Linked DNA regions of Homo sapiens: region 2 is linked to region 1. Evidence: chromatin loops called from intact Hi-C (ENCODE). Cell type or tissue: GM12878. All regions are shown on one strand.

What was found. A loop is a pair of places that touch in the nucleus more often than their neighbours do. Peaks named below come from ENCODE experiments on the same cell type or tissue, not always from the same donor. Only the 100,000 strongest peaks of a DNase experiment are listed, where the experiment ranks them.
Region 2: it touches region 1 in a loop (10-fold over the local background); 7 of 110 quality-filtered maps call a loop at or near these places.

What each region holds. Positions count from the first base shown.
Region 1 is chr5:156,930,464-156,938,463 of GRCh38, forward strand. All of the region lies in intron 5 of TIMD4 (T cell immunoglobulin and mucin domain containing 4), which reads right to left. Among named protein-coding and RNA genes, the nearest start is that of TIMD4, 29 kb to the right of the region's middle. In GM12878, a CTCF peak has its summit at 4,597; a DNase peak (open chromatin) is centred at 1,941; H3K27ac peaks cover 2,448 bases.
Region 2 is chr5:155,613,120-155,621,119 of GRCh38, forward strand. No RefSeq gene overlaps it. Among named protein-coding and RNA genes, the nearest start is that of KIF4B, 600 kb to the left of the region's middle. In GM12878, a CTCF peak has its summit at 3,862 (motif pointing right); no DNase peak of the experiment used is centred here.

The DNA of each region.
Region 1 (8,000 bases):
TGTACCATATAAATAGCATGTCCTACTGACAGAAGAAAGGAATGTTCAGGACAGTGATTTGCACTGAATGTAGAAAAAGGATAGTTTAGGACAGTGGTCTCTAAAGAGGGCTCGGTACTCACCATGAGTGTAGCAGGCAATCCACTGGCTGTGGGGAAAATGACAACTTCTATTTACATTTATTTATACCTTATCTTTTAAACATTTTCCAGAAGGATATATTTCATAATGTACTGAACAAATTGGTAAACAAATATAAATAAGCATCTTAATAACAAGAATACATTATTTTTCATCAGAACACATTATTAGTCTGGTCTAGAGAAGAAGGAGTCATTCATCTCTCAAATGTAGTTTGGAGACTGTGGTCAGCAAAATAATGACACCCAAATATGTCCATGTCCTAATCTTCAGAAACTGTGAATATGTTCTCTTCCATGGCAAAAGATATTTTGCAATGTCATTAAGCTAAGGATCTTGTGATGAGAAGATTATCCTGGGTTATCTGGTGGGTCTCATGTAATTACAAGGGTCCTTATGAGGAGGTGGCAAGAAAGTTAGAGAAGAAGTCAGAGGATGTGTGATAAAGGAAGAAGAGATCACAGAGAGAGAGAGATATTTGAAGATGCTATGCTGCTGACTTTGAGGATGAAGGAAGGAGTCACAAGCCAAGGAATGCCTCTAGGAGCTAGAAAAAGCAAAGAAACAAATTATCCCCTAACAAATCCAGTATGAATATAGCCCTGCCAACACCTTGATTTTAGAGCTTCTACCCTTCACAACTCTGAGATAATAAATTTGTGTGTTAAGCCAGTAAGTTTGAGGTCATTTGTTACAGCAGCAACAAGAAACTAATACAGAGACAGTGGTTCCTAAGACCTTCCAAAAGAACAGTTGTTCTGGGACAGGCACAAGATATGAAAGGAAGATTGACTTTTCATGTTAACATTTTTTGCATGCTTTGTACTTTTTCCATGAGTGTGTATGATGTATCTTAAATTAATTAAAATTTAAACATTAACAAAACAATCTTAACATTAACTCCACTTTTCCTGGGTCCATGGATTCACCAAACCTTCTGGTTAATATTAGATGTTTCTATAGGATGAGAATACATTTACAGGAGGATTACAGGTTAGATCTCTTGGCAGCTAGAATTCTTACTGTAAGTTAGTAAATTGGCTTTCTAGCTTGTATTTTGGTCTCTTGAGTTCTTGGTAGGCATGGGCACTCTGGTAAAATGAAATTCCTGTAACACTTAACCTTAGATCTTGGAGTATTGCCAAGGGCTTGCCCCTCAGCCTTCCTCACTGTGGCATCCTGGGACTCTCTGCCATCACTAAGTATTTATGTCAACTTTCCTGGCTATGCGACCTTGGCTAAGATACTTTCCTTCTCTGAGCCATAGTTTCTTCATCTGAAAATATTAATATTTCACCAACTGATCTCCTATATCCTTTTTAACCTTTCTAATTCTGGATATCTTTTTTCAAAGAATTTTACTGAGAAAAATTATCATTACACAGTATTCTTTTAAAAGGATATAAAACTACGCTTAGTATAGGGAATGAGTATGCAAATACTTAAAAATACATACAGAAATACAATTATGTATTCTTAAATATTTGCATACTTATTCCCCAAAGAAAACTAAAAAGAAACATAAAGACTAAATACACCTGCTTTCAAGTAGAAATATCAAGACAATTAAAATTATTCTTCCTAGTACCATTTTAATTTTGTCTAATTTCTAAATTTTCTCAAATGTGACTTTTCAATGGTAAAATATTATTTGTATCATGTGTTCATCACTGGAAACTCCACGATGCTTGAGGCAAGAGCAAACTCTTGGGGTGTTTATCATTTCCCTGAAGCAGCGTCAAAGCGACCTTCTATGTGAAACTTTGAAGACAGGTGTTAGAAACCCAGTAACCCACAGCCAAAAAAGGACACCCTCCAGATCTAAAAGTACTGACATGGAAAGCTGCACAATAGATATATACTGCTTGTTTTTTAAGTCCAAAGAATTTTTAACAGTAAGTACATATAAAACCCAACAAAGGCCTGCGAGGGTTAATATACTAGTTAATTACATTGTGCCAGTGTCAGTTTCCTGGATTGGACAATGTTCTATAGTTAGGTAAGATGTGATCATTGGGGGACACTGGAGGAATATATAGGAGAACCTCACTGCACTATTTTTGCAAGTTCTCGTGAGACGAAAATTATTTGAAAACAAGCATTAAAGAAAACGGTTTAAGGGCTGAATGCAGTGACTCACGCCTGTAATCCCAGCACTTTGGGAGGCCGAGGCGGATGGATCACCTGAGGTCAGTTCAAGACCAGCCTGGCCAACATGGTTAAACCCTGTCTCTACTAAAAATGCAAAAATTAGCCAGGCGTGGTGGTGGGTGCCTGTAATCCCAGCTACTCCGGAGGTTGAGGCAAGAGAATGGCTTGAGCCTGGGAGGTGAAGGTTGCAGTGAGCTGAGATCGTGCCACTGCACTCCAGCCTGGGCAACCGAGTAAGACTCTGTCTCAAAAAAAGAAAAGAAAAGAAAAGAAAAGAAAATGGTTTAAATATCAGCCATTTCACATTGTTCTATCGAATATATGAATGGTATATAGCAGCTTTGTGGTAAAGATTTCTTGAATGAAACTAATGAAATTTAAAGTGAGTTTAAAAGAATATAGAATGATTTTGAAAAGAAAAAATTGAAAGTTTTTGTGAAAAACAATAATCTATTGTTATGAGGAAAATTAAAAAGACTGGGCAAGGGTGGTGACTCATGCCTGTAATTCTAGCACTTTGGGAGGCCAAGGTGGAAGGGTCGTTTGGGGCCACAACTTTGAGACCAGCCTGGGAAACATATCAAGATGCTCTCTCTACAAAAAATTTTTGTAACAAATTAGCCAGGCATTCTAGGCTGCAGTGAGCTATGACTGGTTCACTGCACTACAGCTTGGGCAACAGAGTGAGATCTCGCCCCCCAACCCCCCCCCAAAAAAAGCTGAAAAGTGAAAGGATATAGTCCAAACTGTAACAGTGATAATCTCTTTATCTGTTCATGGGTGAGAGTGTTGTTTTGTTTTGTTTTGTTTTGTTTTGTTTTGTTTTGTTTGAGACAGAGTCTCACTCTGTCTCCCAGACTGGAGTGCAGTGGTGCGATCTTGGCTCACTGCAACCTCCACCTCCCAGGTTCAAGCGATTCTCCTGCCTCAGTCTCCTGAGTGGCTGGGATTACAGGCCCAGCTAATTTTTGTATTTTTGGTAGAAATATGGTTTCATCATGTTGGCCAGGCTGGTCTCAAACTCCTGACCTTGAGGAGCTGTGATCCACCCACCTTGGCCTCCTAAAGTGGTGGGATTATAGGTGTGAGCCACCGTGCCCGGCCCTTTCTGGCCCTTTACGGAAAAAGTTTGCAGATCCCTATTGGTCTACTGGTGCAAAAACAACCCCCATGGTATCAAGGAATTAATTTAATTGTAAGAGCCTTCAGAAGTTAGGGTAATAATAGACTTCCTTTTCAACATGGCTATGCTTACCGTGGTACACCAGAACCTGCTTTGTCACTTAATTAGAACTGTGCTATGTGCAGTTCTGAAATGGCATTACAATTTTAGACAAGAAGATCTTTTAAGAATCCACTTTTAATATCATCCCCGTTCCCATCCTATTCATAGAAACTTGCTTTAAAATTAGCAGAGACTTCCTCTTTGAATACATTTATTGAGCTCTTACTATGTGCCAGGCACAGTTATAAGCACTTTGTATAAATTATAATTTTTTAAAAACCTAGAGACAGGGTCTTGTTCTGTCGCCTAGGCTTAAGTGCAGTGTGCAATCAGGGCTCACTGCAGCCTCAACCTCCCAGGCTCTGGCTCACGGTATCCTCCCACCTCACCTCTGCTTCCCAAATAGCTGGGACTACAAGTGTGTGCCACCACACCTAGCTAGTGTGTGTGGTTTTTTTTGTTTGTTTGTTTGTTTTGTTTTGTTTTGTTTTGGTAGAGATGGAGTTTTGCTATGTTGACCAGGCTGGTCTCAAACTCCTGGGCTCAAGTGATCCTCCCAAGTCGTTCTCCCAAAGTGCTGAGATTACAAGTGTGAGCTACCATGCCTGGCCAAATTATCACATTTAATGTTCATAAACCCATTTTACAGATGGTAAACTGAGGCTGAAAGAAGTTACATTGATTGCCCAAGGTGACACAAACAAAGGAAATTTGAACCCAACTCTGAATGACTCAAAAAAAAATGTTCTTAACGAATCTGACAGAAAAGAAAAAAAGCATATTATAATCCTACTTGAAAACACAAATTCTCGAATGAGTGAGCTTCGAGCCAGAAATCAACGGAAAAGAAGAGCACTCTGTCTTCTCAGTGGGTGCATTTTAAAACAGATATCACATATGTTGACTCATCATTGAATTCATAGATGCTGGGACTCATCTGTCCTATGTTTAAAACAAAATTAGTTCTGAAATAAGTCAACTCAAAGATACAACTTCAACGCAATCCTAGAATTTTAGAAGTGACAAGTGCAAGCCTTCAGAGAACAGTTTCTTTTCTTTCATGGGTAGCCTCGGGCTTACGCTGCCCCCTGTGGATCATGGGCGATATGGTCTTAAAAAATCCAAAAGAGCAAAAGAATCCAAAAATCACAATCTGAATGTTTAAGAGTTGGGAGGGATTTGAAATTGTCTCCTCCAATTTCTTTTTTTTTTTTAATTTGTCAAGAGGGAAGCTGAAATCTAGAGAGAAAAGTTCATTTGCGCAAGATTTTACAGTAAATAACAAAGGAAGGGACTACGTATTTTGCTGACCTCTACTCAGAATTCATATTTTCTGACCTTTCCCAGCAGCACTAATACAAATCCGGAATTTCAAAACTCCTTTTGAAAGTGGAAGCACACATTTATTGAATTCGCATGCTTGCTTCAAATTCTAAAGGACTTTACATGTTTTTATACACTTAAATGAATATATACACTGAAATGAATAAATCAACAGAGCATTACATACATCAGTCAGGCGTTCCTTAGTTCCAAGGGAAGAATTGGGTGGGGTCCATGTTGGTAATTTTGAAAGAGAACAGAGAGCAAGTTCTGTTGGCACCCAATGTGGTTCAGAAAGAGAAAGAAATGGTGAGATACTGTCACATTTCACGCAGATTAGGTAGATAGAAGGAAACCAGGGATTCTAGAACACCATTGTTCAAGAGGCACCTTGGTTCTGAACCTTGGCCTCAACCTTCCACTAGCAACAAAATCTCATCAACCTTGAGACACCCTAGCAACAAAATCTCATCAACCCTGTGAGAGCCTAGAGTCACCTCCTTAGGCTTCTGTTCTCATGTGCCAATAGCTGAGGGTCTCAGTAAAGCACAGATAAGACCTCATTCCTAATCCTTCATCACTGGACTCTCCTCTGGAGGGCAATGTCTAGCACTGGGCTTTGCCCACATTAGCTGATCAATAAATCTTCAATGAGACCAGGCACGGTAGCTCATGCTTGTAATCCAGCGCTTTGGGAGGCCGAGGCGGCCAGATCTCTTGAACGCAGGAGTTCAAGACCAGCCTGGGCAACATAGGGAGACACCATCTCTACAAAATAAAAAAAAATTAGCTGGGCATGGTGGTGCATGACTGTAGTCCCAGCTACTCAGGAGGCTGCGGCAGGAGGATCGCTTGAGCCCAAGAGATAAAGGCTGCAGTGAGCCATGATCACACCACTGCACTCCAGCCTGAGCTGCAGAACGAGACCCCATCTCAAAAACAGAAATAAATAAATTAACTAATCTTGATTGAGGGAGGTGGGAAGATCTGCATTTGACCTAAAACACTCAGAATTATTGATAACAACAACAATAATAATAAATGGCTACCATATACTGAGCACTTACTGCATGCCAAGTACAATGTGAAGTACTTCTCATGTTCTTAGTTAATTCTCAGAAAATGCTCGTCAGTAGTTCCCATTACTGCCCTCATCTCACAGTGGGAAACTTGTGGCCTGGAGAGGTCAGGCAACTTGCTCAAGTTGCATAGTAGGAAGGGACAGAGCAAATCTTGGAGCCAGGATCATTTAACTTCAAAGCCCAAACTCCTATCCTCTGGGCTCTATGGACTTTGGAAAATGTGGCAAGATGAGTGCTGGAGAGTGAATACAATGGGAAGAGTGGCTCACGCCTGTAATCCCAGCAGTTTGGGAGGCCGAGGTGGGCAGATCACCTGAGGTCAAAAGTTCAAAACCAGCCTGGCCCACATGGTGAAACCCCGTCTCTACAAAAGTACAAAAAAAAAAAGAAAAAAAAATTAGCCAGGCATGATGGCGGGTGCCTGTAATCCCAGCTACTCAGGAGGTTGAGGTAGGAGAATCGCTTGAACATGGGAGGCAGAGGTTGCAGTGAGCCGAGATGGCGCCCTTGCCCTCCAGCCTGGGTAAGAGAGCGAGACTCCGTCTGGAAAAAAAAAAAAAAAAAAAGGAAATGAAACCCCAGTCCTGTACCACCTGGATGGGTACAGTTTTTGGAAAAGAGATTCTAATAATCATTATTATCGATGATTATTATTGTGAGTACAATGTAAGCATCTGAAAGTGCACAAAGCACTTTCACATACATTATCTCATTGGAGCTTTAATATGAGTCTATGAGCTAAGTAAACTTGGGCAGACTTATTGAAAGAGGAGGAAATGAAAGCTCTGAGGGGTCCATATCTTGCCCAAGGCTGCATAGCTAATAATGAGAGCTAGTGAATGGTAGGGCAATGACATCTGATTCCAGGTTCCACTTCTTTTCCTCTCTAATATACTGCTGAGTATCACAGGGTTCAACAGCCCCCAGTTACAGATGGTAGATCTTACCAAAGGGCGTTTGTACCTTTATTTATTGACTTGTTTATAGGGCAGAAAACAGAGAGAGAGACCACACTGCAGAACACACTGAGGTTTACTCTTTTATTCTACCCGCTGTGAAATCAGAGACCTCTCCAGTGCCTAGAAACCCCTCCCTGGCTCTGCATCAGAGAGATGTTTTGGCCTACAGAGGGGCCACCCAGCTCAGTTTGTTAGCCATCAATGAGGACCTATCTCGGGGCTGGCTTTGTGTTCTATTTCAACAGCTCACCCCTTATTTCTTTTTCACTCTTTGTTTGTCTTACATGGACATACCTCTTTTAAAGCTTGGCAATTCTCTTTGATCTTATTTGGTTGACATTTCTGAAGGTGAGCTGTTAGATGCTAGAATTACATGGATTCAATTCCAATGTTATTAATAAAAAATTGTACAGTTGGTAGACTAGAATGCTATTGTGAGAAAAAATAATAAGAATCCAATTTTGTCTTTTTCCTTTATCCCCCAGCCGGGCTACCAACTGATTCAAGTCTGTGAACAGCACTGGGCATGAGAGATAAAACAAATCTGTTAATACCTCATGAAAGATGTTGACTTTGAAATCAAGTGCATCCAATTTCTTTCTTCCTAACAATGGCATTGGTGAGTACAAATGTGGTTTCCTTCATTCCTCTGCCTTTCTCTGTTCCTTCTGCTGAACTTGCACTGAGAATGGCAATTCCTCCTACAACTTTTCCATGCCCTTGATCAGCGAAAGGCTCAGAAAATTGTCAGGTTCTGACAGGGCTCAATTTTATCTTTACTTTATTAAAATAGTGCAATGTAGGGCAATGAGCTCTAATTTGGGAGCCAGAAGAGACTCCTACCTAAGGACGAGTGCTCACTCCTCTTTAAACTTTTTAAATGTCTCTGTGCCTCAATTTCCTTATTTGTAAAATAAGGAGAGTGTACTATACTAGGAATTCCTAACTGCCTTCTTGGGACCAGGGCTGTGGCTTCAAAAGACTCATCTGAGGTTTGTTAAACATATGATTTCTTGACCCCACTGCCAGAGGTTCTCATCTGCAAGTCTTGGGTACACTAAGGAGACCTATATTTTTACTAAGTTCCCTGTGATTCCAGCACATGATCAGGTCTGGAAT
Region 2 (8,000 bases), 1.3 Mb before region 1:
GGAGATAGGCATCATTGATAAGATGATATTTGAGTAGAATTGCCAGATTTAGCAAACAAAAGTGCTGGATACTAGTTAAATTTCAATTTTAGATAAATCACAATTTTTAGTATACATAGTATGTTCAAGATTGCATGTCCATGTCACTATTTATCTGAAATTCAAATTTCAATGGGTGTCCTTTATTTTTATCTAGTAACCCTACAATTTGAGCCAAGACTAGAAGTTCTCTGTGTGTATATCTGCAGGAAAAGAGTTATAGGCAGGGAGAATAGCCCACATAAAAGCCCTAGGGGAAGCTTGAGGAACATCGAGGAGGATAACATGGATGGAGCAGAGTGAGCCAGGGAGGGAGGGACTAGAGGACAGAGAGGCACCCAAGATCCCAAGAGCAGATCGCATGGGGTCTTGTAAGCACTTCTGCTTCTACTCTGAGTGAAATGGGGAGCCATTACAGGGTTTTGCGCAAAGAAGAGGCATAATCTAACATATCCTAGCTGCTGGCTGAGAGTTGACTCTAGGAGGGGCAAATCAGGGACATCAGTAAGGAGTTGTCGCAGTCATTCAGGCAACAGGTGATGGTGGCTCAGACCAGACGAGGGTGGCAGCCATGGCAGTTAGAAGTGGTTAGATTCTAGGTATTTAGAAGGAAGAACCAACAAGATTTCCTATGAGTTGTGAGAGAATGAGAAAAGTCAAAGATAACTGCAAAATTTGTGGCTCAAACAACTGGAAAAATCGAGTTGCCATGATGGGAAAGCTGTGAGTGGAACAGGAATTTGGGTGGGGGCTGGGGCAATGAGGAAGATTGGTAGTTCCATTTTGGATATGTATGGTTTGAGAATTCTGATAGACATCCAAGTAGAGATGTCCAGTAAACATTTGGAATGTGAGTCTGGAGTTCAGGAGAGACATCTGGGATGAAGAAACAAATTCGGGAACATTTTAGCATCTAGATGCCAATGAGACTGGATATCACCAAGGAAGTGACTGTAGAAAGATAAGAGAAACAGGTTTAAGCCCTAGTTTAAATGTTGGTGAGAGGAGAAAGGAACAGCAAATGAGACTGGGGACTGACCAGTGAAATAGAAGAAAAACCAAGACACCATATTGTCCTGAAGGCCAATGAAGAAAATGTATTAAGGAGGAATGAGTTATCAACTGTGTCAAATGCTAACAATAGGTCAAATAAGATATCTATTTATATGTCTGATTTCTAATGGACAATGTTTTTGTTTGACCAGTGAAGAGGGGTCAATGGCAAAAATAGTATTGCCATTGTGCCATCTTGGAAAGTCATGTCTCATTAAATTATAATATGATTCTCCTGGCACTCCCCCTTTCCCTTCTTTCTTTCCCCCCTTGAATACTAGGCTATTGGGAAACACGTTGAGATTCCATATTGTGAAAAATTCTATAAAATAAAGAAGAAAATAGGACCATTTGCTATGGTCTTTTAGCACAAGTACACATTGATAAGCTTTTTCTTTTTCTTGTGGAAGGACTGTGGGTCAGCCCACCAGAGAGCATATGAAGCTTCTGCTTCCTCTCATGAGCTGACTGGCTGGGTAGGTGCTTTCATGGATTCATGGCCAGCCTGTTGTAACATTGCTGGTTCCCCACCCAGGCCCTCACTCTCCAGACAGAGACAAGGTCCTGATGAGTTACCTGGTAGTCTATTCAGAAATCTCCCAGCACCCAGGAGACTGAATTCTCTTGCTCTGAGCCTCCTCAATAGCTATTACACAATATATATATATATATATATATATTTTAAATTTTGGAATAATTTTAGGTTTACAGAAAATTTGCAAATATAACAGAAGGAGTTTCTGTATATGCCTCACCCAGTTACCCCTAGTGTTAGAATCTCACCTTGCCATGGTAAATTTGTCAACATCATTATATACCTTTAACTAAACTCAGGCCTTTATTCAGATTTTACCAGATTTCTCCACTACTGTTCTTTTTCTGGCCCAGGAGAGAACCAAGGATGCCACATTGCATTTAGTAGTAATGTCTCTCCCCAGCCTCCTCTGGTCTATAATGGTTTCTCAATCTTTCCTTGTTTTACTTGACCTTGGCCATTTTGAGGAATACTGGTCAGTTTTACATTTTTGTAACGTGGCCCTCAGTATGTGTTTGTCTGATGCTTTCCTCACGATTAGACTAGGGTAATGATTCTGGGGAAGAATGCCACAGAGATGAAGTGCCCTTCTCATCATATCACATCAGGGGGTACAAAATATTAACATAACTCTTTGCTGGTGATGTTAACCTCGATCATTTTGTTATGGTGGTATTTACCAGATTTCTCCACAGCAAAGTTACTATTTTTTCCCCTTTCCATACTCTTTTCTTTGAATACAAGTCACCAAGTTCAGCCTATAGTCAAAGAAGGTGAGAGATTAAGCTTTACTTCCTAGAGCTTAATAATAATATATACCTATATTATTTGAAATTTTTCTATAAGGAAGTTTTTCCCCTTCTTATTTACTTCTTGTTCATTAACTCAATCTTTTATTTATATCAGCATGAATCATTATATTTATTTTATACTTGTGTTATAATCCAACACCATGTTACTTATTTTGGGTTCAAATTCTTCCAGCTTTGGACATTAGGAGCTCTATCAGGTTGGATTCTGAATCTCTTTGACATGTCTCCATTCTTTTTCTTTTGTTTTAAAAGTAGAAGTACTTTATGTTTATGGATGAACATTTTTTACATGAAATACTGGCACCCATGCTATGTATGGGGGTTTGTTTCCTAAATAAATATGAGTTTTCAATTGAATTCAGCTAGGTTTAGACACAGCCTGAGCTTTAATGCTAGAAAGAACTACTGAGGGAAGCTTCTGGAATCTAATTCTTTGAAGATTTCTCAAAAACAAAAAAGTTTCATACTACCAAAAGTTGCACATAGGGTACTGGTGGTGGGGCCAGAGATAATGTTCTATGATTTCTGAAATTTTTTCTTCTCATTTTATTTTATGCTATTTCCCCCCTTTTAATTGATACATAATAATTGTATATATTCATGGGACACATATGCTATTTTTGATACATATAAGATATAATGATCAAATCTGAGTATTTAGCTTACCCATCACCTCAAACATTTATCATGTATTTGTGTTGGAAACATTTCAAATCTTTTCTTCCAGCTATTTGGAAATAAACTTTAATTCATTATTAACTGTAGTAGTCACCCTACTGTGCTATTCAACACTAGAACTTACTACTGCTTTCTAACTGGTTGCTTGTGTCCATTAGCCAACCTCTCTTCACCACCCCCCTCCACTTCCTAGACTCTGGCAGCCACTACTTCAGTCCCTACTTCCATGAAATCAATTTGTTATCTCCCACATATGAGTGAGACCATGTGATATTTGTCTTTCTTTGCCCAGCCCATCTCACTCAACATATTGACCTCCATCCAGTTCCATCATGCTCCTGCAAACAACAGGGCTCCTTTCTTATGGCTAAACAGTATTCCACTGTGCATATACAAGACAATCTTCAACCGTTCATCCGTCCATGGACATCTAGGCCAACTCCATATCCTGGCCACTGTGAAAAGTGATATAATAAACATGGGGGTGCAGGGTGCAGGCAGTTTTTGTTTTTAGCATATCTTTAAGACACTGCAAGGTGCTCCAGGCTCATCATGTGTTTTCCCTGGAATCATGGGATCAGCCATTTCTCCATGGGGCCGTGCTTCTTTTTTACTGGAAAATCATAGAAAAAGCAAGCAAGATCTGGGCAATGGGTACCCAAAGGCATATTACTGGGTCAAAAATACTCTCCCAGGAGGGCTCATGAACCACCTGCACCACTTGTGTATTACCCAGGGGTTGCCAGCAGGGGTCACCAAGTGACTGGGTTGGGGGTGTGATTGTATTGACAAATTGGGGTTAAGGACACCACCACAATCTTCTGGTTGGAGCCCACCTTACAAGCAGGCAGAAGATACTAGTATGGTTTGAGAGGCAACAGTAAGTCCCCTCTTTCCTCACCATTCCAAAATATCTTCCTTTCCCTTCATAAGATTCCTGAAATTCCTGCATTGGAGTTTTAGCCTTTTAGTCTTTTAAAAATAGCTTCCGATTAAAATAAAACCAGACTTTGATTAAAAATTATCTTTGATTCCCGTTTAAAATGTAGATAAATCACTTGCCTCCAGTGGCCTCAAATTTAATCAGAGTTGGATCATAGTATTCATCTAGAGTTTAGGCTTTGTCCTGCAAGTCGTCAGGGAGCCCTGAATATTTTTGGCATGATCTGCAATGCATTTTTAGGGTGATAATGTTGTGGTTCATATGTATATGTGTGTGTGTGTGGTGTGTATGTACGTAGGTGTGTAAATATGTATATGTATATGTGCCTGACACCTAGTGAGAGCTATAGAGTATTTGCTATAATTAATGTCATTAGTAGTAGTGGTAACAGAACATTCTAACCATAGACGGCTCTCTCCAAACTTCCTGCTGTTAATTTGTGACACAGTGTAAGAACAAGTGTGTATATATACGCACATACTTCCATTGACTTCTCACACCCTATGAGGTTAGTACTATTTTTATTTCATTTTACAGGTGGAAAAATTGGGGCACAGCAGGGAAATGTAACTTGTCCAAGGTCACACAGCTACTAAATGGAAAAGACAAGATTTAAAGCCAGGCAGTCTGGCTCCAGGTTTCTGGTTCTTAACTATGCTCTGTGCTACTCATTTGAATGTCTGTTCTCCTCTGCCTTCTTCAAGAGAATGCTCCCAAAATGCCACCTAGCCTCATCCCTGGCTTTCATGTCTCCAGAATTTCATATTTCAAGATCCTCCCTTACCAAGATTATTTTTCACAGGCTATCCCCAGCATTGCCCTATCCCCATGAGCCCTTAGGGTCTTTCTCATTTTCTTTATCTTCTCTTTCCCCACTTATCACTGCCTTAGTGGTAAATGAGTTGATATGATTAAATACCTTTCTTTTGGGGCAGGGGATGGGAGGGGATATTTTGTTTTCAAAATAAGGCTACTAGTATAACCCAAAGGAATACATTCTAATGACAAAACAGATGTCAATAAAAGACAAGTGATAATAATAATAATCAGCAACTTATCTTGGCTTAATGTAAACACTCAATAAATGCAGCAGTTAGCATTTATTGAGTGACTGCTTTGTGCCTGATATTGTACTAAGTACTTCACGTAGATACTTTCTTTTGATTCACACAGTAATCCTAGGAGTTTAGCACCATTATTATCTCTCTCTACAGAGAGAACTTGAGAAGTTTCCCCAAGGTCACACAGCATGGAAAAGCTGGAATATGATTGACAATGGTGAGTCTGTAAGAGGCTTCACCCTTGAACTTGATAAAGTACTCACTGTAGTATACCTCAAATGATACCACACCCACAGACCCAATTTCATCTAGTTCGGTGCTGTGCAGAAGCTGTTTGTAGAGAAGGAACACTTAGAAATTGTATTTCCTATCTATTATGGATCAGTAGTTCTACAAAATACATTAACAATGAATTATATGATCACATTCTTGGATGTTATGCCCACGTCAACTTGTTATCCAAGTCTCTCAATGGTTTCTCCTAGTTTTAAACTTACCACAGTAGGTTGGTAACCAGCAGGTCATGGACTGGCATCAATCTGTGAATCATTCTCTGAATGGCACTGGTCTAATAGTATCCTTTTCACAAATGTGATTCACTAAATGTATGTCTAGATATAACTGAATTTTTATTTCTTTGTAAAATTTGTGTTAGACTCTTTGTTCCAACTGTTGGTTATTAAACCCATAGACATTAGACATTAGGTAGACCTGGCACCAGACAAACCTGGATTTAAATCTAATCCTGCCTGTTCTACCTGCATGGCTTTGAGTAGCTTAACCTCTCTTAGACTGTTTTATTGTCAATAAAATGAGGATAATAATATTTACCCAGATGGATTATTGTGAGAATCCATTGAGACAGGGATGACTGGTACATGGGAGACACTTAATAGATTTTGTTACCTAGATTTCCCATCCCATTCCACAGACACTAGACTAAAACTAGATCTTCCTGTGGCCATGACAATATGCAAATTGGGCCAGGCATAGTGGCTCACACCTGTAATCCCAACACTATGGGAGGCCAAGGTAGGAGAATCACTTGAACCCAGGAGTTCAAGACCAGCCTGGGCAACATAGGGAGACCCTGTCTCTACAAAAAATTTAGAAATTAGCCAGGTGCAGTGGTGCACACCTGTGGTCCCAGTTGCTTGGGAGGCTGAGGTGGGAGGATTGCTTGAGCCCAGGAGGTTGAGGCTGCAGTGAACTGTGATCATGCCACTGAATTCCAGCCTAGGCAACAAAGTGAGACATTCTCCTCACCGCCACCACCCACCCCCCGACAGAAAAAAGAAAAAGAAAAAAAAAGTAAAAATAAACATGTAAAAAGATGCAAATCTGATATATATGTTGGGTGGCTGGTAGACCTCCATAAATTATTAACAAATGTCCGAATGACTGACCACTCTCCAACCAATTCTGACTGTGGGGGAAATTTTCCATTTACACCACCTCCCCTGAAGACTCAGGAATCAGGGATGGGGACAGCCTGTGTACTTGAAAGGAGAGGCTCTCTTTGAGCAGCAGTTTCCTATGTGGCAAAGCAATTTTATTAGACTTCAGGGGGTCGGGGCTCCTCTGACCCTGCCCGCTCCCTGGAGCCGGCTGCCCCAGGCTTACCCAGGGAGGACACAGCTCTGAGCTGCCACATGGTGGATGAAGATTGATGTCAAAATATTAATTTAGAGTCAGCACTGCTGATGCAAGCTAAACATGTGCTTCTTTTAGCCTGCGGAGTCAATTGGATTGTAATTCTTCTCAGTTCTCAGCTCAGGAGTGGAAGAGTGTGTCGTTCCTGGAGGGGCATGTTGGCAGGTGCCTCTGAGATCTGAAAGGTTAATGCAGACTGCAAGTGGGGGCTATCTTGTTGGGGGATCGCCAGCTAATTTTCTTGAGATTATAGGATCAGGGAAAGGCAGAGCTGGACAGGGTTTTAGGGATCAACCTTTCTTTTAAAATTAGAGGAAAAGGGCTGATTAAGAGGTCAGGCCTTGGAGTCAGGAGGACACAGGTCACCTCCTGGTTGTGCCACTTATGAGCAGTGTGCTGTTAGGCAAGTGACTTTACCTCTCTGAACCTCAGTGTTCTCATCTGTAAAATGGGGATAATAAAAATGTCCACATCATAGATTATGCCTTGTAGACTAGTCTCATACGTACACATATCATTCATTCTTTATTTCTTAAGGTTTCAAATAAAGTCTTTCTCACAAGACTGATTTATGCCTTTATTCATCACCTGTTTTGCGTCTGTAATAGATGCGTGGATTGCAACAGAGAGCAAAAGCTGACATGCTGTCTGTCCCCATGGAGGCTGCAGTTTGGTGGGAGAGACAGACCCTGACTGAGTCATCCCAAGAAACAATGTAAATACAACAATGATATGTTGGCAGAGGAACAGTGTCAGGTACTGTGAAAGGGCATCATGGGGGAATCTGATTTGGTTTAGAAGGCCAAGACAGGCTTTCCTAAAAAAGCAACAGCTGACCTAAGATCTGATGCACCAGTAGAGGTTTAGGCAAACGGGGGAGAGCAGGGCAGTCTCAGCTGAGGGAAGACCCTGCGTTGCGTCTCCGTGGTCCCTGCTGAGAGAAGAGCAGTGTGCACAATGCTGGGGGAAGTGGTAGGTGACGAGGCTGGGGGAGTAGCAGAAGCCAGGCCTGGGGGTGGCCCTGGTCAGGATTGGTTTTGTTCCTCCCAAGAGTAAGTGGGTGACTGAGTTGACTGAAGATCAGTCTGGCAGCAGGGAGGGAGGCAGAGTCTGTGTTCACGAGCCTGTGTTCCCAGGAGTTCTTTTGTCCTAGTCTGAGCCCAGGCTCTGCCCTCTGCTTTTGTTTCCCTTATCTATTGGGTTCACTCTTTCCTCTGTTGTGGCAG